2 separate regions of the Homo sapiens genome follow, and region 1 is linked to region 2. A link is a loop called in an ENCODE intact Hi-C map of the cell type or tissue named here. Cell type or tissue: HepG2. All regions are shown on one strand. Links, peaks and the distances in the headings refer to the core of each region. The heading gives the core; the rest is flanking DNA. Region 1 has its middle 36 kb from the start of TACR3. Region 2 has its middle 10 kb from the start of CENPE.

What was found. A loop is a pair of places that touch in the nucleus more often than their neighbours do. Peaks named below come from ENCODE experiments on the same cell type or tissue, not always from the same donor. Only the 100,000 strongest peaks of a DNase experiment are listed, where the experiment ranks them.
Region 1: it touches region 2 in a loop (25-fold over the local background); 3 of 110 quality-filtered maps call a loop at or near these places.

What each region holds. Positions count from the first base shown.
Region 1 is chr4:103,747,843-103,763,822 of GRCh38, reverse strand. No RefSeq gene overlaps it. Among named protein-coding and RNA genes, the nearest start is that of TACR3, 36 kb to the right of the region's middle. In HepG2, for the core only: a CTCF peak has its summit at 9,369 (motif pointing right); no DNase peak of the experiment used is centred there.
Region 2 is chr4:103,200,609-103,216,588 of GRCh38, reverse strand. No RefSeq gene overlaps it. Among named protein-coding and RNA genes, the nearest start is that of CENPE, 10 kb to the right of the region's middle. In HepG2, for the core only: CTCF peaks have their summits at 8,709 and 12,274 (motif pointing left); a DNase peak (open chromatin) is centred at 8,718.

The DNA of each region.
Region 1 (15,980 bases), core at 5,173-13,172, 550 kb before region 2:
AGTGACACATCAGCTGATCCATTACAAGAGATAATCAACCAAATAATTAAAAAATTGAATTTACGATAAACAAATTGGTTTTATGTTTGGCCAGGCAAAATCCTTTATGTGACCTCAGCAAACCCTATGTATGCTTTGTACTGAAAACCTTAAAGCTGAGCTTTCAACAATGAAAGTACTTGCTAAATGAAAATAGTTTTTACACCCAGATTTAGTCCTCCAACAGGGTAAGAAACTGGTCACCATGAATGTGCTTGAAGGTGGAAATAATCTTTGAACAACAACAAAATCAATAATTCCCAAACAACAAAATCAATAATTCCCAAACAATCTACTTCCAGTTTCAGGAAAATGTAGGTGAGGAAGTAATTACTTCTAATCAGATAGCTTAGATTTATTCTGGTGCTGCTGCTCACGAGCTGTGCATCCTAAAACAAATTATTCCTTCTTAGTTTTCTCATGCCCCAAAATAAAAATATGCTCTTTAAAGTATTATCTAATGCTTACTTCATAGTTGTGATGGAGCTATCAGAAGACAGAACATATGCAAGGTGGTTTTGAAAAAGGCTGGTACATGGAAAGTTCTCAAATTCTAGATGCTATTGTCTTCACCATAATTACAGTTACCAGTTTTTTCCAAATAATAAATGTTGGTAGTTGATGAGCAACTAACTTGTATTATGTTAAGTCTACAATTAGAAGTTAATAGATCCTCTCTGCTTACTCTGAAATAGTGGTGAAGTTAGAAATAGTAAGTCGTATTTGACTAATGGACCCATAAAGGCCCATTTAACTAATACTCACCCTCCTTCCCTCAAAGGAGGCCTCAAGAGAGTTGAAATCACAGGGTAATGAGCGCCAAATAAAACCGAAGCACACTCCAATATAATTGGATTTGAGCATCAAACTCTAATTTTAGGAATAATGTGGAAATGGGTTAGAATATTGGCTTATGTTAGAGGATTTAAGGAACTTCTCCACCTTCTAGGTCTCGACTTGAATCTTGAAAGTTAATTTGGCTAATAACTTTGAAGAGGGTAGATGATAAAGTGAGATGGCATGTTTATAATTCTTTTATTCCCATCAAGCAGGAGTTACTACAGATTGGTCATATTTAAAGACTCCACTTGGGCAATGGTTGTAAATCACTGGAGCCCCTGAATTAGAAAGCCATGAACAAAGATATGGAGCTCCTCTTTGGTTGAGAGAGGGACTAATGAGATTTTAGTGCAATTTTTCTCCCTTACTTGCTATAGTGGACTATGTAAGAATAAAAGAATTACAATACATATCTCCTTCTCTCCAAAGCTCATCGTATAATTTAGAATCACTCAAATTACAATTGCTGTATAACAAAAAACTTCAAAATGTAGTTTAAAACAATTATTTTATTGTCATGGATTTTGAGAATCAAGAATTTGGACAAGACCTAGCAGATATGGCTGGAAAGATTAAAAAGCCTACACTGACTTGACAACCTGGGACTGGAATCAGCCGGAGGTTTACTCACTCACATGTCTGGCAATTTATGCTGGCTGTTGTGGGGTTTCACATGGCTGGCTGAGATTTTTCACATGTGATGTCTGCATGAAGCCTCAACTTCCTCACAATATGGCTTTAATGGTAAGGGGGAAAATAAGCATGTATATTTATAGCAGTAATATTTTTCTTATAGGAGAAATCACAGTCTAGTGCAACATTTCCATGTTACTCAGGCAACTAGGAAGGTTTTCTAAAAGGGCCAAGGTAGGTTTTCCCAAATTTTCCACATTTATGAGTATATAAAATACTGATGCCACTTTGACATACACTTTGGTAGCACTGTGTACATCTCTTTTTCACTATTTTTGTTGCCATTATATTAACTCATTTAGTGGCCATTTTTCCTGTTAAATCACAGGTTAATGAAATCCAGGATCAGGAATATTATTTACTGTAATATTTGAACTGTGTAATATAGTGTTTCATATAGATGGTGGTAAATAAATGCTTGAATTTGAATGAAAGAGTAAACCACAAGTTACTAGAAACAAATGACTATTTTCTTGAAGCACACATACAGAATAGATTAATTTGTTATTTTTCTGAAATCCCAGGGGGAAAAAGACGAATTTAAAATACTGCCTTCAAATATTAGCTTGAACCAAAGAAACCTAAGCACTAACTATATATGGGCTGAATTAATGGCCTGTATAGTTTCTTGATGTTTAATAACTAAGCCATGCAATAATTGTTGCATTTTTATTTATTGTAGAGCTGTTATATTAGATCACAAATAAAAGTAATTACTTATTTAGCTATTAATAAATGCCCCCAGGATCATTGTCAACGTATATGGAATAAAAATGAAATTAGATTTCTTACCATATACAACATGTAAAAAATAAATTCCTGATATAATAAAGACCTAAATTTGTAAGATGAAATCAAGACCTCATTTTTTAAAAGAATTTCATAAAGAAGACCCAAGAACAATTACAAATGAAAAGTTAGACTGTTCTACACATTAAAATAAGACTTTTAAAAACAAAGACACTATAAAACTAAGTAAAAACTGAGCACAGCAGGTGAGAGATGTTATCTGTAATACAGGCAACTAATAAGGATTAGAATTAAGAAAATATAAAGCATACTTGTAAATCAATATAAACAAACACAAATACAAAAACTAATAAAGAGATTTTAATAAAACTATCAAAGATGGATAATGCCCAAATGACCAATAAATGTATAATAGCATGTAAGCATTAACAAGCTAAATTGTGATATCATTTCACAACCAAGCATTTGGCACACATTAAGAAGTCTGATAATATAAACTATTGAGAAAGATTTGGAGAAATTGTAACTATCGTTTACTTCTACGGAAGTTTGATTCAAGCTTTAAAAAAAATTCTAATTACCTGGAAATATTTAAACTCAATGACACAAGTAATTCTACTCGTAGATATATATGGCAGCAAAATCTTGTACAAATTCACCAAGATAGGGAAGCAAAGATTTTTTAATATCAAAATAAAAGAAACCACAAATCCATCAACAATATAATGCAGAAATAAATTAGGGTTGTATTAGTCCATTCTAATGCTGCTAACAAAGACATACTCCAGACTGGGTAATTTATAAAGGAAAGAGGTTTAATTGATCACAGCTCAGCATGGCTAGGGAAGCCTCAGGAAACTTACAATCATGGTGGAAGGGGAAGCTCATGTCCTTCACATGGTGGCAAGAGAGAATCATGAAGCATTTTCATGATTCTATTACCTCCCACCACATCCCTCCCATGACATGTGGAGATTATGGGAACTACAATTCAAGATGAGATTTGGGTGGGCACACAGCCAAACCATATCATTAGTCTAATAATTAGATACTGCAATATCACACAGTAGAAAAAAATGAATAAATTATGTGGAGCAACATAAGTGAATTTCCAGAATTTTATGTTGAGTAGAAATATACAACTTTCAGAAGTATACAATGATTTCATCAATATAAAATTAAAAAATATCCAACAATAATCAATATCTTGTTTAAAAATACAAATAAAATTATTTTAAAAATAGTGATAAACAGAAAAATTAGATAAATGATTAATCCAAAAAGGAAGAGCTATGGATGGGATTGGTGAGGGGTACCAAGTAAATGATGATGTTCATTTCCTAACTGACTGATGAGTACATAGTTGTTTGTTGTATTGTGATTCTTTTTCCTTATATGTATTTTATAAGAATTATTTTGTATCTACTCAACATTAAATAGAAAGTTCCAAAACAAACAAAAGGTATAGCATATACATATTTTCTTTTAATTGGCCTCAAACTTGTGAAGTCTACAACATGATTTCCATTATTATCTTCTACCAATGGAAAGAGGGTGTGTTGGTTTCCTGTGGCTACTGTAACAAATTACCACAAATTTGGTCACTTAAAACAACAAAAATTTATTCTCACAGCTCTGGAGGCCAGAAGTCCAAAGTTAAGGTGCCGGCAAGATCCCATTTCCTCTGCAGCCTCTGGGGGACACTATGTCTTGCTTTGTCTAGCTTCTGGTGACTGTTACCATTCCTTGGAAGTTTGTGGCCACATTATTCCAATGTCTGTCTTAGTCTTCATATCATCTTGTGTGTCTGTCACTTTGTCTGTTTAAGGATACACAATGATCTTAAACACAATCATATTTTGCCATATACAGTAATATTCATTTTTATACCATGTAAAGTCATATTTACAGATTCTAGAGATTGAGACATAAACATACATTTGGGACCACTGTTCTGTACATTACAGTGTGGGATATATTTTATTATCTGTTCATCTCTTTAAGTTTCATGACGTGATCCAAATGACTTGATAGATTATTTCAGAGTTAATGAAACTAAGTCAAGAATAACATCCTTAAAAATAGAAACTACTATTTTTTTCTTATACAAAAATGCTGTCTTAGAGCAAAAGGGCTACTGTACAGTATAGAACCTGATATTCAAATAGGACTTTTTGACAAAGAATGATTACTTTGTTGAACGATGTACAGATAACATACTAATTGTGGGAAATAGCATTGACTAGAAACATTTTAGTCTGTTAAATTGACCATTCATTACTACATTTAACAGTAGCAGAGATGCGAGGTTTAAACCTCATATTCCCTTGATGCTCCCATGTGATAGTCTATATTAGTTCCTAATAAAAATATTTCACACATTTTCCCTTGAGAAAAGCTTTATTACATAACGGTGCCATAAAGTTATGGTTACCAGAAATAGAAAGAGACATATCAGAACTGTTTTGGGCTGTGCTTCACTAAGTACAAAGGAAGGTAAAATTCAATTTGGGCCAGGTTTCTAAGAGAACATTACTGAGAAAGAAGTGTGAAAAGAAAAATAAAGAACCATAAAACATATTTTGACAGTTCTCCATGAAAAACCATAGTAGAGCAGTAAATGTCTGCCTCTTTATAAGGTGTCAGTATTTTACAAAATTCTATTAAGATAAAATACCCACATCAGAGGGAAAACAAGACAGTGAAAGGATCTTTTTCTGAAACAGAAAAAATCAGCATTAAATCATTGGAAAGTGTTGCAAATCCCATTTATTTTTCTCCACATCTCTTGTATATCAGGGATTTGTCCATTCCATTCAGAATTCAAAGTAAATACAGACTGTCTGCATTTTATTATATAATGCCTTGTCATGTTGACAAGTTAATAGGGTTGGTCCTGAGAATATTATAAGGAAAGAATTTCATCTTTTTCAGGGTGACAGCATTCTTTATTATCTAGTCTATCCCAAGCCAAGGACAATGAATCATAAGTGCTGGTATGCTAAAGCAAATTCTGCCATATACAGTGTGCTCTGCGCTCTTTGGAACCAAATTGGCAGTACTGAGAATGTCAATAACCACAGCTGGCAGCTTTTTGCATCTTTTCTACATTACCTTAGACAATTGTGATTTAGAAGAATAGGACAATCATGTTTTTAAGGGCCTTATAGTGGACATCACCATATCTGAATGACTCCTAGTACACTTTCCAGACCTTCGAATGCCTCTGCCTGATGACTGTTTCTCCTGGGATTTTAGAAACTGGTATTCTTTTGCTGTTCTTCCTATACAAAAAGCATGAAATACTGAGAAAACATTCTCCAAGGGCATCCCTCAAACTATGGCTCTTGAGAATTGGTGCATTATAGAGCAATTTTCTTGGCCCTTTGGACATTTGGACATTTTCCCAGATTTCCCCCATAACAGTAAGCTTCAATCATCTACTGGATAGCATATGGCCTTCCTCTCCTTATATTACCTTCTCAGCTCCCATCAGGGATCCTCATACTTTCCAATAAACTACTTACACTCAAAACCTTATCTCAGGGTCTGTTTTTATGACAATCCAAACTAAGACAGGCTTTACTTTCTAGGTGAGGACACAAGAAAAATCTTCAGAACATAAGAAAAAGTGAAATAGAAAGTAGAACAGAGATGGTTAGTACACAGATCTAACATCATTTCCATATCAGGTTTCACCACATTCTATATTTGATGGTTTGTGATGTAGTTTGAATATAGGTTCCTGCCAAATCTCATGTTGAATTGTAATCCCAATGTTGGAGACGGGACCTGGTGGGTGGTGTTTCAGTCGTGGGGACAGATCCCTCATGGCTTGGTGCTGTCCTAGAGATAGTGCATTCTCACAAGATCTGGTTGTTTTAAGTGTGTGTTTGCTAACCCCCAACTCTCTCTCTCGCTGCTCCTCCCACTTTGCCTTCTGACATGATTGGAAGCTTTCTAAGGCCCCACCAGAGGCTGATGCTGGTACTATGCTTCCTGTATAGCCTGAAGAACAGTGAGCCAATTAAATCTCTTTTCTTGTAAATTATCATCTCAGGTATTTCTTTATGCCAATGTAAGAATGGCCTAACACAGCTTGTAAACTAAATTTTTGTGGTACAAAATTTCATCACATGACACCCTGTTGTTCACTATGAGACATTCACAGTAATATAATTTCAATTCCTGCAATATTTCAAGTGCTTTCTAGACTCAGAGCCAGTATACACAATGAATTTTCTCCCCTTTTTTACAAGCTTGATTTTCATGAGATTTAACTTAAATGTTGTGACAGACAAAGTAATGGTCTACCAAATGTTCACATCGTAACCTTAAGAAGCTGTAAATATGTTATCTTATATGGCAAAAGGAGTTAGGAGATCTAATTAAGTTAAAGATTTTGAGAAAGGGGATTATCCTGGATTATTATATGAGCCTGATGTAACCACAAGGATGTTTATAGATGAAAAGGGAGATAGAGATGAATTTGATTATAAGAGGTCAGAATGATTCAATGTGAAAACTCAACCTATATTCAATGGTGCTGAAAGTGGAAGAAGGCAGCCATAAACCAAGGAATGTGGGCAGTGTCTAGGAGCTAGAAAATATGAGGAAATGGATTCTTGCCTATAGCAAAGAGAAAAACAGCCCTGGTGACACTTTGATGTTCACTGAGACATTTTTGGATTTCTGAACTTCACAAGTGTGAGAAAATATGTATTGTTTTAAGCCACTAAATTTGTGGTTGTTACAGAAGAAACAGGGCACTAATACAAATGCCAGTCTTTCAAAGAACCATTCTCTGATGACCCTATCTGGTAAAAGGTCAGCTCTGCCTTACCACCACCATTCCCAGCACCTCCATTATTCTGCCACATAGATCTATTGTCTGTTTCCTATGTTACACATATTGCAGTGTGTAATTTCTTACTATTGTAAGCTCCAAGTGAGCAGAAATCTCACTGGTCTTCATAATGTTTACATCTCTAGCCCCTAGAGAAATGCCACACACAGATGGGCATTGAATGGATATATATTTAAATGACTAAATGACTAACTGCAATAAATAAAACATTTAATTTTTTATCAAGTCTAGAACTGTGTTAATGGATTTTGTTAGAATTAAAATAATTTGGGTTTCTCCATCCCTTAAATTTGACAACAAATCTGTTCAAGCGTTAAATTTAGAATAGTCCATGAAACAAATATACAAGTGTTTGACAAGGACTGTGATCTTAATGAGCTAAAAAATGATTCAATACAGAAAAGCAGATTTGTGTCATAAAGATAATTCTAAAACCTTTACTCTGTTACATAAAACTAAGAACCATTTAACAGTAATATACTAAATGAAATAGACTTTGGTATTTTTATAATAAAATCAATCTACTAAGAGGATTTCCTGAGATCTCTTTATCAGGTTTCTACCAGAAAATGTTATAGACACAGAATGTTTTAAATAGTTGTAACCTTATGGAAAGATATTATATAGTATTTGTGTATATCAGTGTTGTCTTTAGTTTTCTATGATTATCAATTGCTATTTTTGTTGCTTTCTAATTTTTGCTAGCCTAATTTTATTAAGAATTATTTCCTCAAATGTTAATCATTGAGAGTTATTTACTCCGGAATTTTTTATGAGTCACACAAGAGTCAGGTGTTGCCTATGTTGTATTTCTTTCTTCCATGTAAATTGGTATTATTTAACTTGCAACATACCATCAAGATTAATAAAAGTATAGTTTTGTGTTCATAAGAAAGGTTTAAGAAAATTTTTTATTCCTCCAGGTTTGTTCTTTTCTAGTTATTTGCTACTACCAAACTTTGTTTCTACCAGAAATAAAAAATGAGTGTAGTAAATTAGTCATGAAGATATTGCCTTTGTTTCAACTAAATGACTTCTGGGGGTGATGAAAAGGAAACATAATGTAAACAATTCCCTAAAGAAAACAAAATACAAACTGAATTCATTCTCTGTAGCCACAGTGCAATATCTGTAAGCATTAGTTAGTAATCAAAGCCATAACATTTTTTGAATCACTAATAAGCACAATGTCCAGCAAATACTAGATACATAATACACATTAAAATGGTTTTTGCATTACTAGAATGAGTAACATGGATGTGAATTCTCATTACACAATTGTTGTAATTGCTAGAACTGTTTGTACAAGAATCTGGAGCATTCTAGTTATATTTTAATACATTTTAAGAACAATTTTAAAGTGTAACTATTTTTGTGGGGTGACAGGTAGCTGGAAAAACACTTGAGGAATTGTAGACAGTTTTGACATGGCATTACTCTCTCTCTGGGTGTGAGTAAGCCTGGGCACAAGCTGTATGTATAGTGTTAGCAGGGTAATTATACCTCTTACAGACAATAGTGGCTCCAAGCCAATCATGAGCTCACGTGTATGATCGCCTAATGTGCCTCACATGGTTACATAATGTGCAGAGTTGTGTGCCTGTGCTCCAAACCCGCTGAGTCATGCTATGCCAGAAAGCCACCTTGGCCTACTCCTGGCTAAACTGCAGTCATTTCCCTTGCACTCCACTCCCTAGGCCAAGGGCATTCTCCAGGCTGGGACACATGCCCATAGGGTGAAGCCCTGAATCCATAACCCACAACAATAATACAGAGAACAACAGGTCACTGCTAGGATCCCAGCTATGCTATTATTAGGGCCCAGCATAGGCCAGAGCCTAGGGATGCCCACCATCTCTGCAGGGATTTGTGAGTAAGGCTCTCAACCACCTTAATCTCCCATGAGACCCCTTGTAGGGCTGCTGTTATGTTCTGCCCATGGTCAGGGATAAAGGTATAACACTGTGTTCCTACAAGGGCACAGGTGCCTCCTTGGGCAGCAGTTATTATGTCTAAGGCTATTCGATTTTGCAACACAACATTTCTGATCTGATCAACCTCACCTGTTAACAGGACAAGGGCCACTGGAGTGTAATTCAGAGCCCAAGCAATGTGCTCTGCAAGAGTAGTAACTTGTGCTTCTATAGTTATGAAACATTACCAAGGGGTAGAACCACCAGGGGGCTCATTGCATTCAATAAAACCAAGAGCACAGCTCCTCCTAGTTATACAGGTGTCTGGCAATGTAGGGAGAACAGTGGCAGATAAATAAGGCCATCCCCAGGGACAATATCCAGTCCAGTCCACTGGTAGGTAAGGCCACCCTGTGTCCTCAGAGACCCATAAACTCCCAGGGGGCACAAAATCCATCAGGGCCTGGCCTTGGTGGGGCTGCTTGTTCCACCATACCTTCAGTGTGATGACATGTGTTATGTTTACACAGGCTGTGACAGATACCTATCCCACAGGGGTGTTACCCCAGTGTCGCTGTATGCGCTGCAGTGCATGGGCTTGGGGTATTACATGTGCCCCCGCTAGCCAGTCCCACCCATCATAAACGCTATGGGCCAGCCGTGGGGAAGGCACACTGTGGGTCTTACAGCATCCTTTGTCCAGAGCTTGTCCAGGCATCAGCCATGGGACCCCAGTCTCCAGCCATGTCCAGTCCTCTGAAGACGCTGAATGTATGTGCCAAGGCAAGCCTTCTGCAGCTGGTACTGGAAAGGCAGGGCAGATCTAACAGATGGAAACATTGGCCACCTCAGCATAGTTGTGGGCCCAGTCCAAATGCAGTTGGAGCATGTTAATCTATGGTCAAAATGACAGAGGAAGCACAGGTACTAACAGAGGTAAATCACATCCTTCAGGCAAAATAAAGGCTAACCTTTTATATTAGTCCATTTTCAAGCTTCTGATAAAGACATACCTGAGACTGGAAAGAAAAAGAGTTTTAATTGGATTTACAGTTCCACATGGCTGGGGAGGTCTCAGAATCATGGTGGGAGGTGAAAGGCACTTCTTACATGGCAGTGGCAAGAGAACATGAGGAAGAAGCAAAAGTGGAAACCTGTGATAAACCAATCAAATCTCATGAGACTTTTTCACTATCATAAGAATAGCACAAGAAAGACTGGACCCCATGATTTAATTACCTCCCCCTGCATCCCTCACACAACACGTGGGAATTCTGGGAGATACAATCCAAGTTGTGATTTGGGTAGGGACACAGCCATATCACCTCTCATCTCTGGATAACAATGCAGCCACCAAAGGCTTTTGCCCTGGGCAATGGTACCACACCTTTTCAGCTCCCCATGGTTCCTTTGAGTCCTGTATGTGTGCCAAAGTCACAGGGGAGCTCATAATAGGCCACACAGGCAGTACGTTTGTTCCTCAGAGGAGGGTTTCTTCCCTGGCCCATTTCCCTATGAACAGTCAACCGTGGGGGCCATGTATTGAACACCCAAGGAGTGACATGCGAGTCATACTGTAGGCCCTCCCCCCAGTGAGCTACAATAGCCAAGCACCGGCAGTGGGGTGCCTGGAGTGTCCATGGCCACAGCCAGGTTTTCTGTAACCCTGCCTTCAGGGGTGTTGTGACAGGCAACAACAGGTTACCATTTGTCCCCATACCTGGTGGGAGGTGGTCATCCTTGGTATGTATCTGCAAATGAATGGGGGTGGTGGCCTAGTGTAACAAAGCCTCCACTGGGGCTGGCCTATCTTTCTGTGGCTGTTCATTCAAGGTTTGGAGCAGTAGGTCCAGCCTGGAACTCCAGCCCCACCAAGATGGGGAGTGGCATGCAAGTGTAACCCATTCTTCAACAGGCTGTAATATCACTCATTCATACCTGCAGCTTGTGGGTTGTATGGCATTTTATGTCCACTTGTTGTGCCCATTGTTGTACCAGTTATCCAGTGAAATGTGTTTCACTATCACTCTCAATGGACAGAGGGCAACCATACAGGGCACGTAAGTGTTGTAGGACTCGAATGGTATGATGTTGGTCGGCCGCCCTGCAGGGGTAGGCGAACAAGCCTGTGGCCACGTCTACAGCTGTTAACACATGCATATACCCTTGTGACTTCAGCAGTGGCCCGATGTAGTCTACTTGCCACCTGGTCAAGGGCACTCACCGTATTGTTACTCATTGTGTAACACTGGGCTGCTGCCTCCATTTAGGGTATGCCTGAGCACATGCTTGGCATTTCTGACAAGCCTCCCAAAGGTCTTGCTTGGTCAGGGACAGACCCCAACACTAATTGACCTGTTGCATAAGTTTAATTCCCATATGTCCCAATTTCTGGTGTAGCCACAAGGCCACATCTCGTGTTGGTGCTGACTCTAGCCATTGGAACTTGGCCAAGGCATTTGCCTTATCATTGTTGGGGTTGCAAAAAAGCATATGGCCTGGCACATGATAAATAATTACCTCTTTCTGATGGCCCATTTTCCAGAGGTCTTGCCACATGGCCTGGCCCCAAATGAGTCGGTGGCCAACTAGCTACTTCTGTATTTTCCAGGTACTTAACCACAAGGTTAAGCTTTGATAGACTGCCCAGTTATCAGTACAGATTACCAAAGGTGTCACCTCCTTGGTGATCACCATCCATACTACTCTAAGTTCAGCCCATTGGCTACTTTGTCCACACCCAGTTTCAAACCATATGGTGTCAGTAGTAGACTGGACTGCAACAGTGGTCCAGGCAGCAGTAGCACTGAGGCAGAGCCATCTGTGTACCATGCCCCATTGGGAATGTGGGGATTCCCTTCCTTAAACAGTGAAGGCTCAGGGTCTAGTGGTGCCTCAGGCCCCATGGCCTTATCTTGCATTAGGAATACAGGTCTCAATACATTGGTTATTTTTAATATTGTTTTAGATATTGTCTTATTGTCTCCTTTGTTCTTTCCCTGAAAAACTAGAAACGATTAATTTACTGTCAAAAAAAACTATTTACAATAAAGAAAATATTTGAAACTATTATCTGAACAAATAATGAATATACTAAATCTAATGGCTAGAGGATATTAATTAGTAAATCAGTAGTAATATGTTTCACTTATAAAATACCTGATATTACATGAAATTTAAGATGTAAAATGCCTTGCATCATAAATTGATCATTTTAGTGTTGAATAGGTATGTCTGCTTGCTGCACTCATCAAAGGATATGAAGCACACTGATCCACAGATAAACGAGCTTAGACAATGGACAATTTTGAAAACATTGTCTCATCAGTGGGCTGGGGTTCATCCACCACTACTTAATATTATTTTTTCCTGACCCTTACAATCTTTGTTTATGTGGCCTTGCTTTGCTCTTAACCCTCTTTGTTCCTTTATGCAATTATGCCTTACACTCTTCCACACAGCACAGTCTTTTGTCAAAATGTTATCCAAATAATAGAATTCCATTTGCTTCCTCTGGAGTACCCACATCTGCAGACTGTCCGTGTATTTCTCACTTAGCAACTCTGTCTTATTCCCTTCCTTGCCTGGCAGGTATAACAAAGTGTTTTAAATACACCATGGCTTTTCTATTTCCATTTCAAGCATACACAGTTAAATATAAACTTTCTTAGAAATTGTCTTGATTTTAATGATCTTACCTGAAATGTATTACATATTTCACTTAATCATTTTAGCATATTAACAATGTTTTGTTATTCAATATTAAGGCACATGTGTACATGTATATATGCATTCCTTGAAAATCAATACATAACAAGCAGCATTACTTTGACAGTACAAAAAAGCATGGCAGAAATACATGAAGCATATTCTAAAAATTCATTAGAGCTGTTCTAGTTTCAGCTCCAACATGTAAAGATTTTAGAATTCTTTACTTCCATCCTTACAATAAAAAAGCTATGACTTTGCAAAGGCCCATTAAAGAACTAATGTCATAGGCCAAATGCCACTCCAAAATCTGGAGAGAGAGGGGCATCCAAAGAAATAAAGCAACTGAAAGTTGCTTACCTGGAGCAGAAACCTGTGGAAACAAAAACTTGAAGAAAAATAGTAATTTTGATAATTGATGGAGGCTGAGTATGGACTACAACGGGAATGGGGCTGTAGTCTTAGAATAACCTATATTTTGATGGACTCTCCTTCCAAGAACCCTTCCAGATTTTCATTATGAGGAGCCAAAAAGATCTCCTTGCTGTTCTGGCAGAATGAGGGAAAAGAGTAACCTTCTCATGAAATACTTCCAAAGTCTCCTCTAGACAAAATCCTACTTTTTACGAGAAAAAAAGTATGCCAGATCACAATTCTGAAACCCTATCTCAACTGGGAGAAAGGGATTCCTATCTACATACCCACAAAAATTAAAAATAAAAGAATTTTTTAAAAAACAAACAGATATTCTTCAGGGAATATTTAGATTAAATAAAAATAAAAATTACTAAACTATCTCAAAAAAGAAGTTGGAGTGATGCTGAGGAGGGGAGAGTAAATTATAAAAGATCTAATACTGAGGGTGGAAAGGAGAGAATGAGGAGACAAAGACTGAGTCACACCTATTGCCCAGTGACAGTGCCAGCCCCCACATAGCTTCCTAGATGACAGAAAGATGATCAGATATATGTGTCACCAAACACCAGAGCAAGGAGTAAGTCTCCTTGCTCACCACAGAGAAAGCCAATCACTGAGACGATGTGTATTGCTAAGAAATAAAGTTTTATTATATTACCAGTGACATCAGCCAAAGAGACAGGAGTCAAACCTCAAATCCATCCCCACTCTTCAACTAAGTTAAGTGTTTTTATAGCAGGGAAGGAAAACAGGAGGAGCAGGGTGAAGAGTTGATCAACAGGAAGCAGATGACCAAATGTAGGGTCAAGCACCTCATTGCAACTATGTGTGGTAAGATAGGAATTAGTAGGGTGAAAGGAAGAGAAATTGGCCAAACAGACTACAGGCACATCTCATTGAGTGTAGTGATCTAAAAGCCTCAGCTCCTTGATATCATACAGAAGGCCTGATTGTCAGTTTCCTGAAAAAAGATGTAAGGTTAAAATTGGGCTGGTTTCAGTCTCCCCTTTTACTTATCAATTTCTCCATCATGGCGAATAAGGTCATCAACTTTTTTGCCTGGTTCATGCTAGGGATGGGTATCATGGGATAATTGACTTAGCTAGAGTCCTTGTCTGAGTTCTAAATATTAATTTAAGGCCATTCAAGGATTCACAAGACCATGGCTATCCCCTGGAGGAGTCCCAGAGGAGCAGGTTTTACCCAAGCAGTGAATCCATGGCTTAACACTGCCTAACTTGACAGATGAGTGGGTGGTCAGCAGCACCGAGAAGGGGCTGACCCTGTTGTTGCAGACGACCTTCAGCCTGGTGGATTTCCAGGTCTTCAGCAGGACTTGTTCCCCGGGTTTCAGAGTGAAGAGGCACATCCATAGGGAACTGGAGTCTTTTGGAAGCAAACTCAGAGAGACTAATTAATGTGTTTCATAGTTTTTTTTATATATAATCTAGCTTGTTTCAGAGGAAGAAAAATCCTTAAGTGACAGGTATTCCACGAGACAGAGAAATGATCTCTCATACAACATTTCAAAGGGGTTAAGAGCCAACCCACTTCTGGGTGATACTCATTCTCGGCAGGGCAAGAGGCAAGATTTTTATGTGTAAGATTTGTTTTTTGGCATATTCTAGAAAGATTTCTTTAATGTCTTACTCATTCTTTCAGTCTTTCCAGAAGATTGCACTCTCCAAGATGAACATAGTTTTTAATTAATACTCAATAGCTGTGATAATTCTGGAGCTACTTGAACTACAAAAGTGGCTCCATTTTCACATTGGAGACAGGAATTATCTCCTTCATTAAAGGCTTTACTTTGATGGCTTTGGTAGCTTTCTCAGTCCTGATAGGGTAAGCCTCAATCAGGCCTGTAGAGGTCGAGTCAGTTGTTGTATCTAACGACAAAGGAAGGGGGTATAATGAGGCATGTTTGACTTCTTATCCCATCGTGGCTGGGAACTCAGTTGTAAGGTTTTTCTGGGGTTCTGTTGGCCACAAGTAGGTCCACTTAGTCAGTGGCAGAGGGACTTAGGATTTTATTTTTACTTTGTATTTCCCCCTCTTGGCCAAGATTTGCCAGAGTCAGCATCAATGGCTAAGGTTTTATTTTGTCCCATATCATTGCCAGGTGGTGTGGCTACCTCCCCCAGGTCTATCCTGGCCCTTAGTAGAACCCCTATGGCCAAAAGACTTATCCCAATTAAATGTCCTAGGTCAGACAAGAATGGAGATGGGCAGGTATTCATTAACCCTTAAAACCTTTTAAGCAACATAAAAGCCAAAACACAGAATTCAAAAAGTAAGTTTACAGAATTGATTTCTAGTCTTAGATACTGACTTGTAGCAATTATTTATACAAAACATAAGCACTTTGTTAGACTCATTTGAGTTAAGGAATGTAGAGAGGCAAACTTCCTTAATTTGTCAGCTATTTAGGCATTTGTGTGCCTGAACACAATTGATTTGGAGGGCCTGAACTAATTTTATCCCTCAAAATCAGCCCTTAAGATCCTCCATAATAACCTCTTCCAATGGGACTGGAGGGATTGAAGTTTTAGTTTCTGGCCCTGTGTCTCATTAAAGTAGTTTGATTGTCATCTTCTCCTGGGTTTGAAGAAGAGGCTTTGGCTGGTGTCAATGTTCAACATTTAGCAGGAGTTGGTGCCATTTTTCAGACCCAGGAGTCAAATCCTATTACAACACAAGGATTAGTTGATAAGATGTTTATCAAAGATGTTGAAAGCCTCAAAACATTTGCT
Region 2 (15,980 bases), core at 4,405-12,404:
TCTTTCTCAAACTTTGAAAATTCCTCAGAAATGATCTCTTTGAATATTGCTTCTTTATTTCCTTTATTTGCATCTCCTGGAACTTGTAGGGTTTCATAGAGTGTCTATAAGTATGTATGTTGCAGTCTTTGCAGCTATCCTTCATTTCTTTTAATGAATCCTTCATATTTTTAAATCACTTTTTGTTTATCTCAGCTACATTCTGAGCCCATTTCTAAATATTATCTTCCAATTTACTAATTTTCTATTTGATTTTGACCTGTCTAGAGTTTATTCTATGTGCTAATAATATCTTTTTTTCTTTCTTTCTACTGATTTTTCATATTCCCGTATAATTTTCCATACATGACATTACTGCAGGACAGTTCCATGGGTGGTGTTGAACCAACCCAGTTCTCCCCCATTTCTTACTTGTAGTTCTGCAGAATTAACTAGAATGTGCTGGACATGCAACATCCTGAGATAAGGAGGAGGTGGCCAGAAGAGCACAGACTCTGTCCCTGTTGCCCCTAGAAACAGTATATCCTTCATCGCTTCAGCCAGCGTGTCTTATTGTTCCCACGGTGAAAAATTGAGGGTGGGCTGGTTTCCAGGGTCCCTCAGCTGTGGTACAAGGGACCCTGGAAAGCAGCCCACCCTGGGTTTTTTACCCTGGGAGCAATAAGGCACTCTCAGAGGAGACTCCATCTGCTCTGAGCAGATTTCCTGAGCCCCCGGGGACTGGCTCATCATAACTCGTAGGCTTCTGTTGTCCCTTTCTGCCCATCTATAAGTAACAAAACTATGCAATTTGTGTGTGAGAGAGTTTTTTTATCTCACAAGACTCAGGTACATAGTAAAAGTGCAGCCCAGGATTCTGAAGTGGTAAGCAGTGCACAGTGAACCTGCTTCACAAGCACCAGTTCCTCATTCTACATCACCATCACCATTTTCACTACATTTCCAGTATGTAGGACATCCATCAGTAGACATTATAGTTTGTTTTCCCAATCTAAAGATTTTTTACATTTTTAATTATTGTAGTTACATAGTAGGTGTATATATTTATGGGATAAGTGAGATGTTCTGATACAGGCATGCAATGTAAAATAAGTACATCAAGGAGAATGGGGTATCCATCCCCTCAAGCATTTATTCTTTGAGTTACAAACAATCTAATTATACTGTTTAAGTAATTTTAAAATGTACAATTAAGTAATTATTGACTATAGTCACCCTGTTATACTATCAAATAGAGGTATTATTCATTCTATCATTTTTTGTACCTGTTAACCATCCCTACCTCTTCCCCAGCCCCCTACTACTTTTTCCAGCCTTTGGTAACCAGCCTTCTACTCTCTATGTCCATGAGTTCAATTGTTTTGATTTTTAGATCCCACAAATAAGTAAGAACTTGTGATGTTTGTCTTTCTCTGCCTGACTTGTTTCACATAACTTAATGATTTCTAGTTCCATTCATGTTGTTGCAAATGACTGGATTTCGTTCTATTTTATGGCTGACTAGTACTCCATTGTGTATATGTACCACATTTTCTTTACCCAGTCATCTGTTGATGGACTGTTAGGTTGCCTCCAAATCTTACCTATTATAAACAGTGCTGCAACAAACATAGGAGTACAGATACCTCTTTGATTTCTTTTGGGTATATGTCCAGAGTGGGATTGCTGGATTATATGGTAGCTCCATTTTTAGATTTTTGAGGAACCTCCAAACTATTCTCCATGGCAGTTGTACTAATTTACATTTACAGTGTACAAGGGTTCCCTTTTCTCCACATTTTCACTAGCATTTGTTATTGCCTGTCTTTAGGATATAAGCCATTTTAACAGGGGTGAGATAATATGTCAGTATAGTTTTCATTTGCATTTCTCTGATGACTCATGATGTTTAAGCATCTTTTCACATGCCTGTTTGCCATTTGTGTGTCCTCCTTTGAGAAATGACTATTCAAATCTTTTGCCCATTTTTTTCATCGGATTATTTTAGATTTTTTCCTATAGAGTTGTTTGAGCTCCTTATATACTCTGGTTATTAACCCTTGGTCAGATGGGTAGTTTACAAATATTTTCTCTCATTCTATGGGTTGTCTCTTCACTTTGTTGTTTGTTTCCTTTGCTGTGAAGAAGCTTTTTAACTTGATGTGATCCTTCTTGTCCATTTTGCTTTGATTGGCTGTGCTTGTGGGGTGTTGCTCAAAAAATTTTTCTCAGACCAATGTCCTGGAGATTTTCCCCAAGGTTTTCTTGTAATTCTTCCATAGTTTGCGGTCTTAGACTTCAGTCTTTAGTCCTTTTTGATTTGATGATTTACATGGAGAGAGATAGGGGATCTAGTTTCATTCTTCTGCATATGGATATCCAGTTTTTCCAGCACCATTTATTGAAGGGACTCCCTTTTCCCCAGTGTATGTTCTTGGCACCTTTGTTGAAAATGAGTTCATTGTAGGTGTGTAGGCTTGTTTCTGGGTTCTCAGTTCTCTTCCATTGGTCTATGTGTCTGTTTTTGTGCCAGTTACATGCTGTTGTGATTACTATAGCTCTGTAGTACAATTCGAAGTCAGATAACATTAAAGTTTTTTAATTCAATTATTATGCTTTCCATTTCCAAGATTTCATTTTTTATATGCATATGTTCTTCATTTTTGTTTTTGTTTTTTTTTCTTGTTGTGAATTATCCCTTCATTTGTATGTTTGAGGGGCCTCAACATGTTTTAAAAGACCCTTCAGATCATGCTTTTATTTTCATTCATCTAGGATACATTGACCTTTCACTTATTGATTTTATTGGATGTGTTTCCTAAATTTAATTTTCCACGTATTTTGAAATTTGGATTTTTTTTCTCTAGTTGAAGGTTCTTGCTGATGTTCTCTTGTCTCCGCTCACCTCTCTTTTTCCCAGTAGTTTTACAGTCCAGAACCAAATATCATATTGGTTGGTCTGAGCTCCTGCCTCTCAGTACTATTGAACATAAAATAAATTAATTTGCTGCACCAGAAGGAAGCTTGGCTCAACATCTGTTCAAAACACTATATCCAGAAACCTTCATAGACTCAGGCTTTATTAAACCACAGCTCTAGGCAGATACTGATAGTAAATTTTATCAGTCTCCTCTGCTGAATAGAAAAGTTCTATTGTAGTTCCTGAATTCAAACTCAAATCTGGCTTGGTTTTCTTGCCCGACCCTTTAATTCATAGGGACTAGACTCCCAGCAGATCCTGGGCTTTAGCCTTTTCACCACTTTATACTGCTATGTCATTTCTAGTTCATAAAAATTCTAACTTAATTTTAATTTTCTCTCCTATATATTATCTATCATTGATAATAGTTTGAATACAGGAAGTGGAGTAAGGAAACCATCTTTATTACTATATAAGACAAACTCTAACTTTATGAATTTAATTGTTACTTAAAGAAATAAAACAGTATACATAATGCTTCAAAAGCAAAAACATGTTTGAGAGAGATAAAATTAAAAACTTGTACATGATTATTTGACTCTTGCTATCCAGTGGTTAAAAATATCTTAGCAAAAAAAGAAGCAAATATAACTAAGATTCGGAAAGAATGTACTTTATGGCCATTAGCAGAAAAAAATAAGAGTGGTAGAAAACAATAAAGTTAAAAGCACATTTGTACTTCAACATTTACCATTAAACACCTCAAATGTTAAGATGTCTCTGTGTGTGTGTGTGTGTGTGTGTGTGTGTGTGTGTGTGTGTGTGTGTGTAGAGCACAAAGGTCTACAAGGAATGGAGATGTACTTGAAATTTTTAATCTCTTGGTCTAAGCTATCACTAAATGTGATTAAAACAAAAAATGCATAATTAGAGCAAAATATTGTTATCTGTTTTGTTCAAAGATGCATCCCAAGTGCCTAGTTCCTGACATAAAGAGATACTCAATAATCAATCAGCATTATGTAGTTGACATAATGTATCTTGCCTTCATTAATTCAGTTGAGAAGGCTCCTGTTTTGGGGGCAACAGTTAAAGAAATAAGACTGGTTAAGTGATACAATTAGGTAGGCTAATTGTTAGTTCATGATCTTTCTTATTGTGTGATTATTAGTGGACTGAAGTGATCCTGGAGGGAAATGAAAATAAAATAATAGCTTTAGACATCCTGATTCTGGGAGAGACAGAAAGAATGTCATTTGTAGCCATCTGCCTGGAAAAGCTGATATTATCTCTCTAGAGGCACTTGCTCTAACAGGGGATGTTTAGCTCCACTACTTGCCCTCTATCTTACCGACTCCTCCCTACAATCCAGGAGAGTCCACCAAAGCCCTACATTCCTTTTTCCTTTTACTCTACATGGAGACCTCCTCTGGTTTATCTGGATAACCAGATAAATACCACTGATGACAAACCAGAGCTCAATGCCTCCAAAGGGAATGGACCATAGCAAGTCATACCTATATAGTGGGCAGCAATCCTTGTCCCATCTTTCCTAGCTCCCATTATAAGCCATTAAGTCATTCTGGCCAACTTTGTTCCCAATATAGAACACTCTAATTCAAATGACAAAGTTTGGTCAAGGTACAAAGATTGGTAAGAATGACATTGTAGTCCAGTTTGAGATACTTTCATTTTATTTTACTATTTTTTCAATTGACAAGCAAAGAAGACCCAGAACATTTGATGATGCAAGTGGATTCTGCTCTCATCTTTCTCACAGAGATGATACCAGGATTTGGTGAAGAAGCCACATGTCAAAGAATCCCAAAACTGCTGGCTTTTTAGTCAGATTCCCTTTTAAACAGGGAACATCAGACTTTGGAAAGCAGGGTGGAGTAGACTGCATTGGGAAGCAACTGTATTGACTTTTTTTATTTGGGGATGTTGGAAGATTCTCTCATCTGTGGTTCTCTTGGTATAAGTAATCCTTTATCACCTTCACTGTTTGCTCATGGCCAACTCATGCCTCAACCACCTAACTCCTGTGTTTCACTCTCCTCTGGGGACCCTTCACTCCAGGAGGGTCTTTGGGGAAACCTCCACTAAAGGAGGGTCAATCCAGCCTCCTTTTTGTGGGTCTATTTCCAGCCTATAAGAAATAATACAAGAACTAAGCCCAGTTTGGGGGTTGATCATTTCTTTTTATGTTTTCTTTTTATAACTTGTTCTATTTTTATTGAAATACTATGTGCACATAAATTTCAAATAAGTTAGTGCTAGAAGGCTGAAAACAAAAACCATACTTTACACTCCCTACTCCGCATCTACTGCCCACACCCCCTCCTCAGAGGCAAACTCTTTCAAATCTCTTAGCTATATATTATGGGCATTTAACTCTATGTTTCCAAATAGTAGATGCATAAATTCCTACAAGGTTGAGTTAGGTTGCTTCATACAGCAGCAAAAGTTGGTGGTAGGATAAAGTGATGAGTTATGATATTTCTTTGGGGGTTCCTTGGAACTTGCTTTCACTTTCAGTTAACTCTCTAAAAGTTTCTTTTAAGATGACAGATTTTCTCAGAAATAGAAAAGTCAAATTACAAACCTGTTTAGAAGAAACTAAAAAATTAACAACAGAAAGTACACTCCAGCAAAGAGCTCCATGTTACGCTATGGCAAGCTCTACTATTAGGTTCCCAGATAAACCCATAGCATTATTATTCTGTGCACCAAGAAAACTCATGATGTTCTTGCACGTTCATTTGCCAAAATATTCAGAAAATAACTTTCAAAAACCAAACCAAATAGTTATGCTTAAAATACTTACAAAAATATAAGCAATAATAAAGTTAAACCAGGATGTTTTACTGGTGAGCAGATCTCATACTTCACCAAATTTAATAAATGTTTTATTATAAAAATTCAATGTGTCTTCTTGTACTAGGATGAAGACATTGAAGGCTGTGAAAGTCAAAGGAGGCTCGGCGCAGTGGCTCATGCCTATAATCCCAGCACTTTGGGAGGCCTAGGTGGGCAGATGACCTGAGGTTGGGAGTTCAAGACCAGCCTGACCAACATGAAGAAACCCCGTCTCTAGTAAAATACAAAATTAGTTGGGCGTGGTGACATTTGCCTGTAGTCCCAGCTACTCAGGACGCTGAGGCAGGAGAACCACTTGAACCTGGGAGGCAGAGGTTGTGGTGAGCCAACATCATGCCATTGCACTCCAGCCTGGGCAACAGGAGTGAAACTCTGTCCCCCCACCAAAAAAAAGTAAACAAAACACATGAAATTGTAATCAAAATAGTCATTCTTACCTACCATGGAAATGTAAACTATGTGCCCTGCTTGTCAATTTGTTCTGCTAATTATGCAATGCCCTTCTTGGATCCTGGAATAAAATGGCATTGTTCTCAATATTACTGGCATGCACGTATTTTAGAGACTTCGTATTACCCACAGCTATAAGCCTTTTAAAAATTATATGTTAAGGCCCCTTCTACTTATACTATAACAAGTACTATTTTCAGGAAAGCAGTTACTTCATAGGTATTTTCAGCTACTTCCTTCAGAACAGAAATAACTTCTTTGGGAAACGATCATCAAGAAAAATAGGGCCTTTTATTACAAGTATTCCATTTGTTCCATTTCTTGTGAAATCATCAAGATAGTGAAGGCATGGTAACTGTATCAACAGATGCTTCAAAAGGAAGTACATCAAATGTTTTAATAGTTTGACAAATTAGAGTATAAGGAAAATGAGTTAGAGCCTACTCTCGAAGAGCTCACTGCCTAATAAGGAAGATAAAATACTCAGTCATAATACTACATATGATGCTACAGGAACTCAGAAGATAAAATAACCAGAGGCTGCTTGGAAGATAATGTCTGACCTCATTCTGGAAAAAAAATCAGCCACAGAAAGAAGGGGAGGCTGAAATACATCAGTGGAACTACTATGTCACTTACCACTTATACTAATAGTGGTATTACTGTATCTCTTGTGCATCAGTGATTAAATTATACCTGTGTGTATAGGTGTTACCTGGCCCTCTTTGCATCACCTTATGGGAATTGGGGTTTAGAAAACCAACACAAAAATGCAAATACTTTGGCTATGGCTATTGGTTTGATTAGTAAATTTTTCTTCATCCTTGTCCCAGAAGTCTTGAGTCTTCCACCAGGATTCATGAAACTGTGGCAGACTAACTTGTTAGCTTTCAAGAGGAGTAAAATTTCAGCCCTTTCAAAGTTCTTCACAGTGACTGTGTCACATATTGTTACATTTTGCTGTATAACAAACAAATACAAAATTTAATGGCTTAAAACAGTAACAACTAAAGATAGACACATTCATCAATGAAATGGAATACAGAGTCCAGGAATATAACCAGATAAGTAAGATCAAATGACTTTTTTTACAATGGTACACAAGTGATTCAATGGAGTAAAGACAATTTTTTCAACAAATGAGCTGGAACAAATGACTATCCATATGCCCCAAAGTAAATATCAACCTATATCTCACACCTTATATAAAAATTAACACAAAATAGACCATAGATCTACTTTAAAATGTAAACCTATAAAACTTTAAAAGTAAGCGTAGAAGAAAATTTTTGTAACTCTGGGTCATGCCAAGAGTTCTTAGATATTATACCAAAAGTACAATTCATGAAAGAAAAAAATTACAATCTGGGCTTCAAAAAATTATAAACATTTGATGTGTGTAAGCCACTGTTAAGAGAAAAGCACTGTTAAGAAAAACCACAAACTGAGAGAATATGTTTGCAAACTCTATATTTAGTAAAGGACTTGAATCCAGAATATATTGAGAACTCTCAAGACTCAAAAGTAAGAAAACAATCAAATTTTTTGAAGTGAGCAAACTATCTAAACAGGTACTTCACCAAGAAGATATATATATATATATGGCAAGTAAGCACATGCAAATATGCTCAACATCGTTAATTACTAAGGAAATGCAAATTAATACCACAATGATATACTACTATATACCTATTAGAATGTCTAGGGGTTTTCTTTAATGACCATACCAAACTCAAATGAGGATGTGTGAAGCAATTGGAACTCATTCACTACTGGTGGGAATGTAAGGTATAGCCACTTTGGAAAACAGTTTGGCAATTTCTTATAAAATTAAATTTTAGATATTTTATCCAAGAGAAATAAAAAGTGATGTTCACACAAAATCCAGTGTATAAACGTTTCTAGCAGCTATATTCAAAATTTCTAAGCACTGAAAACAAATGTCCCAAATGTCCTTCAGCTGGTGATTGAATAAAACAAACTGTGATAAATCCAAAAAACAGAATCCTACTCACCAATTAAAAGGAACAAAGTACTGATACAATAACACAATGAATCTGAAATCCATTAACGTAAGTGAAAGAAATCAGGCTCAAAAAGCTATAAACTGTAAAATTCCATTTATGTCATTCTGGAGAAGGCAAAAGTAGCACACAAAACAGATCAGTGGTTTCCAAATCTTGGATGTAAGGGAGGGTTGACTACAAACAAGCAGCACAAAAGAATTTTGGAGGATGATGGAACTGTTCTGGTGAGTATCACACAATTCCGTGTATTTGTCAAACTTCATTAGAACTATTCACCAAAGAGACTGAATTTTATTATTTCTCACAATTTAGGGGATCAACTGGAGTTAGTTGGATGCTTCTTTGGCTCTATGCAGCATTAGCCAGGGAAATTTACAAAGCAGCATTGATCAGAAACTGGTCTAACCTGGAAGGTCAAAGAGGCTTCACTCGTGTCTGGCATGTTAGAGCTCCTCCATGTGGCCTCGTCACGTGGCTAGCTTGGGCTTGTGAAGTTAGCCCAAGAGATTACGGTGGGAATGACTCTGCCAGCTCTGGGCCTAAACTTTCAGAGGCCTAGCAGCTTCCATCTTATTCTGCAAAGCCAGCCATCATGTAAGAAATTTAGCTATCCTGAGACTACTGTGCTAGGAAGAAAGAGGACCAGATTAAAGACGAGGGTAAATCGAATCCATCTTTTGATGGTTAGAGTGGTGAATGCACAACAGCGAGGGGAGAAAATCAAAGCAGCCATCTTTGGAGACTACCTAATGCCCAAAGGCACTAAAAATGCCCCAAAGCACTGAAAAATGTCCATTTGGTTCAGAAATTTACTTACTGTGGTGCACATAGATTAATTGTATTAACATGACAGTAGGATTGTAAGCCAAATTATAAGTATATGAAGATTAAATGGAAAACAAAGAAGTGAGACAGTAAATATAATTACTTCATAGACTAAAAGAAAGAAATGAGAAAGGCTTTCAGATACATGCAGGGTAACACAAAGAAAAGCTTTCAAATTATATATATTAAAAAAAAGACCTAAAATATTTATACACTGAGTGGACAGACCCATCAAGAGAGTTAAAAACAAAAGCCACAAGAAAGAATTAAATTTGTAAATGAAAGAAATAAAATAACAAAAGTTAAAAGAAAAAGTAATAAAACATGTTTATAACCTCAAAGTAGGGAAGAATTTCCCAAATGGACAAAAACAAGGACGCTATAAAGAAACCTTACACAAAGACAATTTAGAAGATGATGACTGACCAAATGGAAATATTTGCTAGATAGGTAATCTGTAATACTTAAAGACTTATAACACGTCAATTAGAAGGACAATCCATATGAAAAAAAACTGGGCAAAGGAGCAAAGGACTACACAGTACAAATGTACAATGCAAAAAATAAGATATAAATATTACCAATAAACAGTGATGAGATGCTCAATCCTACTAGTAATCAGGGAATTGCACATGAAAATAAAATATCTTTTTCCTATAAAATTGACAAAAATTAGAAATATTGATTTGTACCCAGTGATGATGAAGAAATGGGGAAGTGGACACTCACAGACTCTTGGTTGTAATATAATTGGTACAAATTATTTGAGAAGTAATTTGGTAGTACTTGTTATAATTCAAAACAAGCACATCATTTGAGTCGGCATTTTAGCTTCTAGCAATCTAGTTTATGAAAATAAAAGCGTAAGTATGGAAAGACATATGCAGATGGATTTTTGTATTATAAGCAATATTGAAAATTAGAAACAATCTAAATATACATAAAGAAATGATTGAGGCCGGGTGCGGTAGCCTACACATGTAATCCCAGCACTTTGGGAGGCCGAGGCAGGTGGATTGCCTGAGGTCAAGGGTTCAAGACCAGCCTGGCCAACATGGCGAAATCCTGTTTCTATTAAAAATACAAAAATTAGCTGGGCATGGTGGCGGGTGCCTGTAATCCCCACTACTGGGGAGGCTGAGGCAGGAGAATCACTTGAACCCGGGAGGCAGAGGTTGCAGTGAGCCGATATCGCACCACTGCACTCCAGCCTGGGTGACAGAGGAAGGCTCCATCTCCAAAAAAAAACAAAACAAAACAAAAAACAGAAAAGAAAAGAAAGAAATGGTTGAATAAACTATAATGCTGCCATATAATTGAATATTATGCAGCCAATATAAAAGGCAGATCTATATATTGATTTGTTAGTGTAAAAAGCAAATTTTAGATCAATTACAGAATAATCTTATTCTTGAAAATATGAAAACATCTGGTTATCCACATAGATTTATTGCATATATTCAAGAAATATAAATTTAATTAACATAGATTACCTTAGGGAAGATGAAATTTGATGACTGGGTAATAGAAGGAACATTCACTAGGCAATTTAGATAATTTTTAAGGTGAAATTACAGATGATTCTTTTTGTTATTTTCTAGCATTTTTCTGAAATAAGAGAGAAAATAACTGCCTGAGCAAGGATGTAGAGGACACTGGAGAGAAAGGAGCCAAGGACATAAATGGAAGGGCTCATCTCAGACACCACAGACACTTCACTCTGGACGTGCATGAAAAGAGGGAAGAGTTGGTGAGGATATAAATCAGTAGAAGTGCAGGAGGTAGGGTGGGAAACCTGGAAGTTGAGACATCTTGCCTGATGGTCCTGATTTCTCAATAAAGATGAAGATGAAACCTGGGCTTGAAGAAAGTGGTCAGGATTTGGAAGAATCAATGAAGAAAAGGAGAAAGGATGCTCACCAAGGATGAGGCAGGAAAAGTGCACCCCTGGAATTCTATATAGGCCTAGAAGTGGCCCTTAACTGCAAGGCAGGCTGGGAATGTAATCTTGCTTTCTGGCCAGAAAGAAGAGAATAGATTTTGGTGGGCTGCCATCATCCTCTGCCACATTGTGACTATCTTAGATTTTCTTGGTAACACAGATCACTTTTCCTACTCCCTCACAAATCTGTATTCAATTTTACACTCATCCATACTCAATTTGAACAAGTTTCCTTTAAAAATTTTTTTATTTTTTTTAACTGACAAAAAGTACTTATATTTATGGGGTACAATATGAGTTTAATAGTATGTATATATTGTGGAATGGCTAAATCAAGCTAATTAATATATGCATTACCTCACATATTTTTGTGTGAGTAACTTAAAATCTATTCTCTTAGCGATTCAATTTTCTTTCCTTAATGAAGACATTATAGAATTATTGAAGCTGAAAAAAACCCTTAGAAATTTTCTCATCCAATTATCTCATTGTATGGATGAGAAAATGGTGACACACAGAGATAAATGATTTTCCAATGCAGCATAGCTTAGAAATAGTCTTTGGACTGACCCAGGCCAGAGCAGTTCCCATGATGCCATACAAATCCCCTGTTACTGTGATTAAAAGGTGAGAAATACTATGTCTGTGATCATTACAAATAGATGTCTCCAAATAGATGTCTTTCAAATAGATGCTTTGAAAATTAGGCATTCTCTCTGTTAAACAAAAATTACTCCTATTTAGGCCATAATCCTAAGCAACTTAATGCAGGAACAGAAAATAAAATACTGCATGTTCTTACTTATAAGCAGAGCTAAACATTTACCACACATGGACATAAATATGGGAACAATAGACACTGTGGTCTACTAGAAGGGAGAGAGAGGGAGGGAGGAGGGAGTTGAAAAACTACCTATCAGGCACTATGCTCACTATGGATGATATCCATACCCCAAACTTCAGCATCACACAATATTCCCATGTGACAAATCTGCACATGTACTTCCTGTACCTAAAATAAAATTTGAAATAAAAATTACCCCATTGAAGGTGATTATATGTAATAAGTATATTACTATTAATTTTCTATGAAATGCATTAAAATGAGAGAGAACAGGTGAGTAATTTGAATTGATGTATATTTTTAATATCAGTAGCTTCTCCGAATCCTACAGTTTGCACCATATTCACACTCTTCAAAATACCATTCAAGGCTATGCCATGTTTTGGGAAAGATTACAGTGCCCTCTGCAGCTTCAGCATAAATAACACAGTTGGGGAAAAAAACAGTAATTGAAACATCAACATAAAAGTGTGTGCAATTAATATGCCTCAGAAATTCACTTTTCTTCCTAAACTGAATGAAAACACTTACATAAAGATCATATTTAAGCACAGTTCACTACAGCATGTATGACAGGTACCTTTTTGTGTAAAAGATATGCAATATAGAAAAAGATGTATATGTGTGCCTATCTGTAAATTATTTTGATGAGAACACTTTAGGAAATGGCACAGTTGCCTCTGGGGAGGTGAAATGACACCTTAGGAGTCAATGTAGGAAGATTTGTTTTTCACTGTGAATCTTCTGTTCATTTGAATCTTTTGACCATATGCAGGTATTAATCTTTCAGGTAAAAAAAAAAATTAACAAAAAATTTCGATTGCCTATCAGAGAAATGGTAGGCATCCAAATGTTAAGCCTCTCTTGCCAGAAGTTCCATAACTTTAGATAGGTTATTTAATCTTTATGCTTTCCCTTACCACTCAATTTCTTTTTATTTTTATATTTTTTAACTTTTTTTTAGTCAGATTTACTTGATCCATCTCTTTTTTATTAGAACATGTTTATTTCTTTTTTCTCTTTTTGAAATATTTTCTAGATTTAGGGGGTACATCTGTGCATGTCATGCAGTTGTGTTACATGGATATATTGCGTAGTGATGAAATTTGGGTTTTTAGTGTTCCCATAACCCAAATAGTGAACATTGTACCAAATGGTTAGTATTGCATCCCTCAGTCCCCTCACACTCTCCCACCTTTTGGAGTTGCCAGTGTCTATTATTCACTCTATATGTCTGATATGGTTTGGCTGTGTCCCCACCACATCTCATCTTGAATTTTAATCCCCATAATCCCCATGTGTCATGGTAAGGACCTGAAGTGACTGGATCATGGGGATGGTTTCTCTCATGCTGTTCTCTGTTACTGAGTGAGTTCTCAAGAGATCTGATGGTTTTATAAGTGTCTGGCATTTCCCCTGCTCCCACTCACTCTCCTGCCTCCTTGTGGAAAAGGTGCCTGCTTCTGCTTCGCCTTCCACCATGATTGTGTTTTCTGAAGGCTCCCTAGCCATGCAGAACTGTGAATCAATTAAACCTCTCTATAAATCACCCAGTCTCGGGTATTTCTTTATAGCACCATGAGAACAGACTATTACAATGTTCATGTGTACTCATTGATTAACTCTCACTTATAAGTGACAACATGCAGTTTTTGACTTCCTGTTTCTGAGTCATTTCACTTGGGACAATGGCCTCCAGTTCCATGCATGTTGGTTATTATCCTTTTATTTTATTTATTGATTTTTAATTTATTTATTTCATGAATAAGTTCTTTAGTGGTTATTTCTGAGATTTTGGTGCAGCCATCAACCAAGCAGTGTACACTGTACCCAATGTGTAGACTTTCATCTCTCACCCCCTCCCACCCTTTCCCCCAAGTCCCCAAAGTTCATTGTATCATTCTTATGCCTTTGAGTCCTCATAGCTTAGCTCTCACTTATAAGTGAGAACATATGACGTTTGGTTTTCCATTTCTGAGTTACTTCACTTAGAATAATGGTCTCCAATTCCATCCAGGTTGCTGTGAATCCCATTATTTCATTCCTTTTCATGGCTGAGTAGTATTCCATAGTATGTATACACCACAATACTCTGGATTATCTTATTAGAAGCAGCCCTGCCTCTTCACAATTTAGTCATGAAAAAGGATAATCTCTATGAGCTCAGAGCTAGATAACCAAAACAAATCTGAATGAGTAGACTCCATTTTACACACTGATTTATGTCAACTAATTTCTTTAACTTGAGAGAAACTAATATTCATGTGGTTAAAATATTGTTATGAAATAATATAAAATGAAAGGTGAATCTGTTTTCCAACTCAGTCCTTTCCCTCCAAAGAAAGCTAGGTGTATTCTGTGTATCTTTCCAGAAATTATGCCAATAAGTATTTGAGTAATACTTAAGTAATAAGTAATTTTTAATTGAACGTTTACTCTATGCCAAGCATCTTTGTACACACAGGGGACAAGGAGTAAACAAAAACTATGTCACTCTAGTGGGAGGAGACATATATACATAAATTAATACTCATACACATATTATGTCTAAAAGTTACAAATAATCTTGTAACTAATTTAAGAAGAAGATTTAAGAAATAGAAGTAACATACAATGGAGTTGGTGTTTTATAGAGAGAGAGCTATGAGAGGGTGACATTTGAGTAAACACTGGAATCAATGGGAAGGAGGGAAACATGTATATCTGGAGTGAAAGCCTTCCATCCAGACACAGCAGCCAGTGCAAAGGTCTCAAGAGGGGGTTTGTCTGGGATTCAGGAAACTGCCCATGGCCCGTGTGGCTGGAGTGGGGAGAGCAAAGGGGAGGGACAGTGGTAGGAGGTAAGGCCAGAGCACAAACAAAGGGCAAGATCATGTGAGGCTTGGGAGACAACTGAAAGACGTTGGGTTTTGTTCTGAGAGAAATCAGAGGGTGGGGGTGAAGGTGTGGCACTGGGGGTCTTGAGAGAGGAGTGACATGATCTGACACATTTTCACAGAATCATTCAAATTGCTGTGTTGAGAACAGACTGGCAGTGGGGGTGGGCAAGGGTGGAAACACTGAGATTAGCTCAGTGCCAGATGATGATATTTCGGACCAGGTAGCTGAAGCGTAAGTTGTGACAAACTTTTCATAGTCTGAAATTTTCTCAAGGTGGCCCTGACAGAATTTTCAGGTGAGAAGCTGAGCAGCATGGCTCCAGAGTCTGCACCTGGATAACTGGAAGGATGGACTTGCCAACAACTGAGAAGCAGAAAACTGCTGATTGAGCAGATTTTGAGGGGAAGAGCATGAATTTGGTATTAGACATTTTAAGTTTGCCATATATATTAGACACTCAATATGGGAGGAATTAAGGCATATGTTTGCTGTTAAGACTGGTTTTCTAGAGCAGGAGAAAATGACAAGCAGGACAGAGAGTGAGAAGGAGAGGACTGTATCCAGTGCACACATGGAGAGTTTCCAGAGTGGAAAACACACAGATGTTTATAAAGTTACAGTCTGGAAGGCGAGTATGCAAGCACAAATGCACATAGTGAGTAGCCAGATTGACAGGAATTAGGGCAAAGTCTTTTCTGGAAGCTTCTATTTTCATAGTGAAATAAAGAGTGTCTTGTTTGAAGGAATTAATGAATCCCTTTTTACCCCCTTGCTTAAAACCCTCCATAGGCTTCCCCTCACCCTTGAGAATAAGATCCAAACATTTTATCACAGCCCACAAGGCCCCATGGGTCCTGGACCTGGACCTGCCTACCTCTCTCCATTGCCACAAATGCTTCAGTCACAGGGCCCTCCCCTTTGTGTCTCAGACAGATGACAAACTCGATCAAGCCTTGGCTTCTTTGACTTACTTGTTCCTCTGTCTGGTACGCCCTTTCTCTTGTCCTCCCAAGTCTGGCTCACTCTTCTCACATAGGTTTCACTTCAAAGGTCACCTCCTCAGGTCTTTCTTGAACATCTCATCTAAAATAAACCTTCCTCCCAACACATTATTTTACTATATATTTGTTATGTATTGTCTGCTGCTTCCCACAAGAATGTGTTTCATAAGAAACTAGCACTCTTAACCCACCTTATCACTCTCTCTCTGTCTCCTGATCCTATTAATCATTA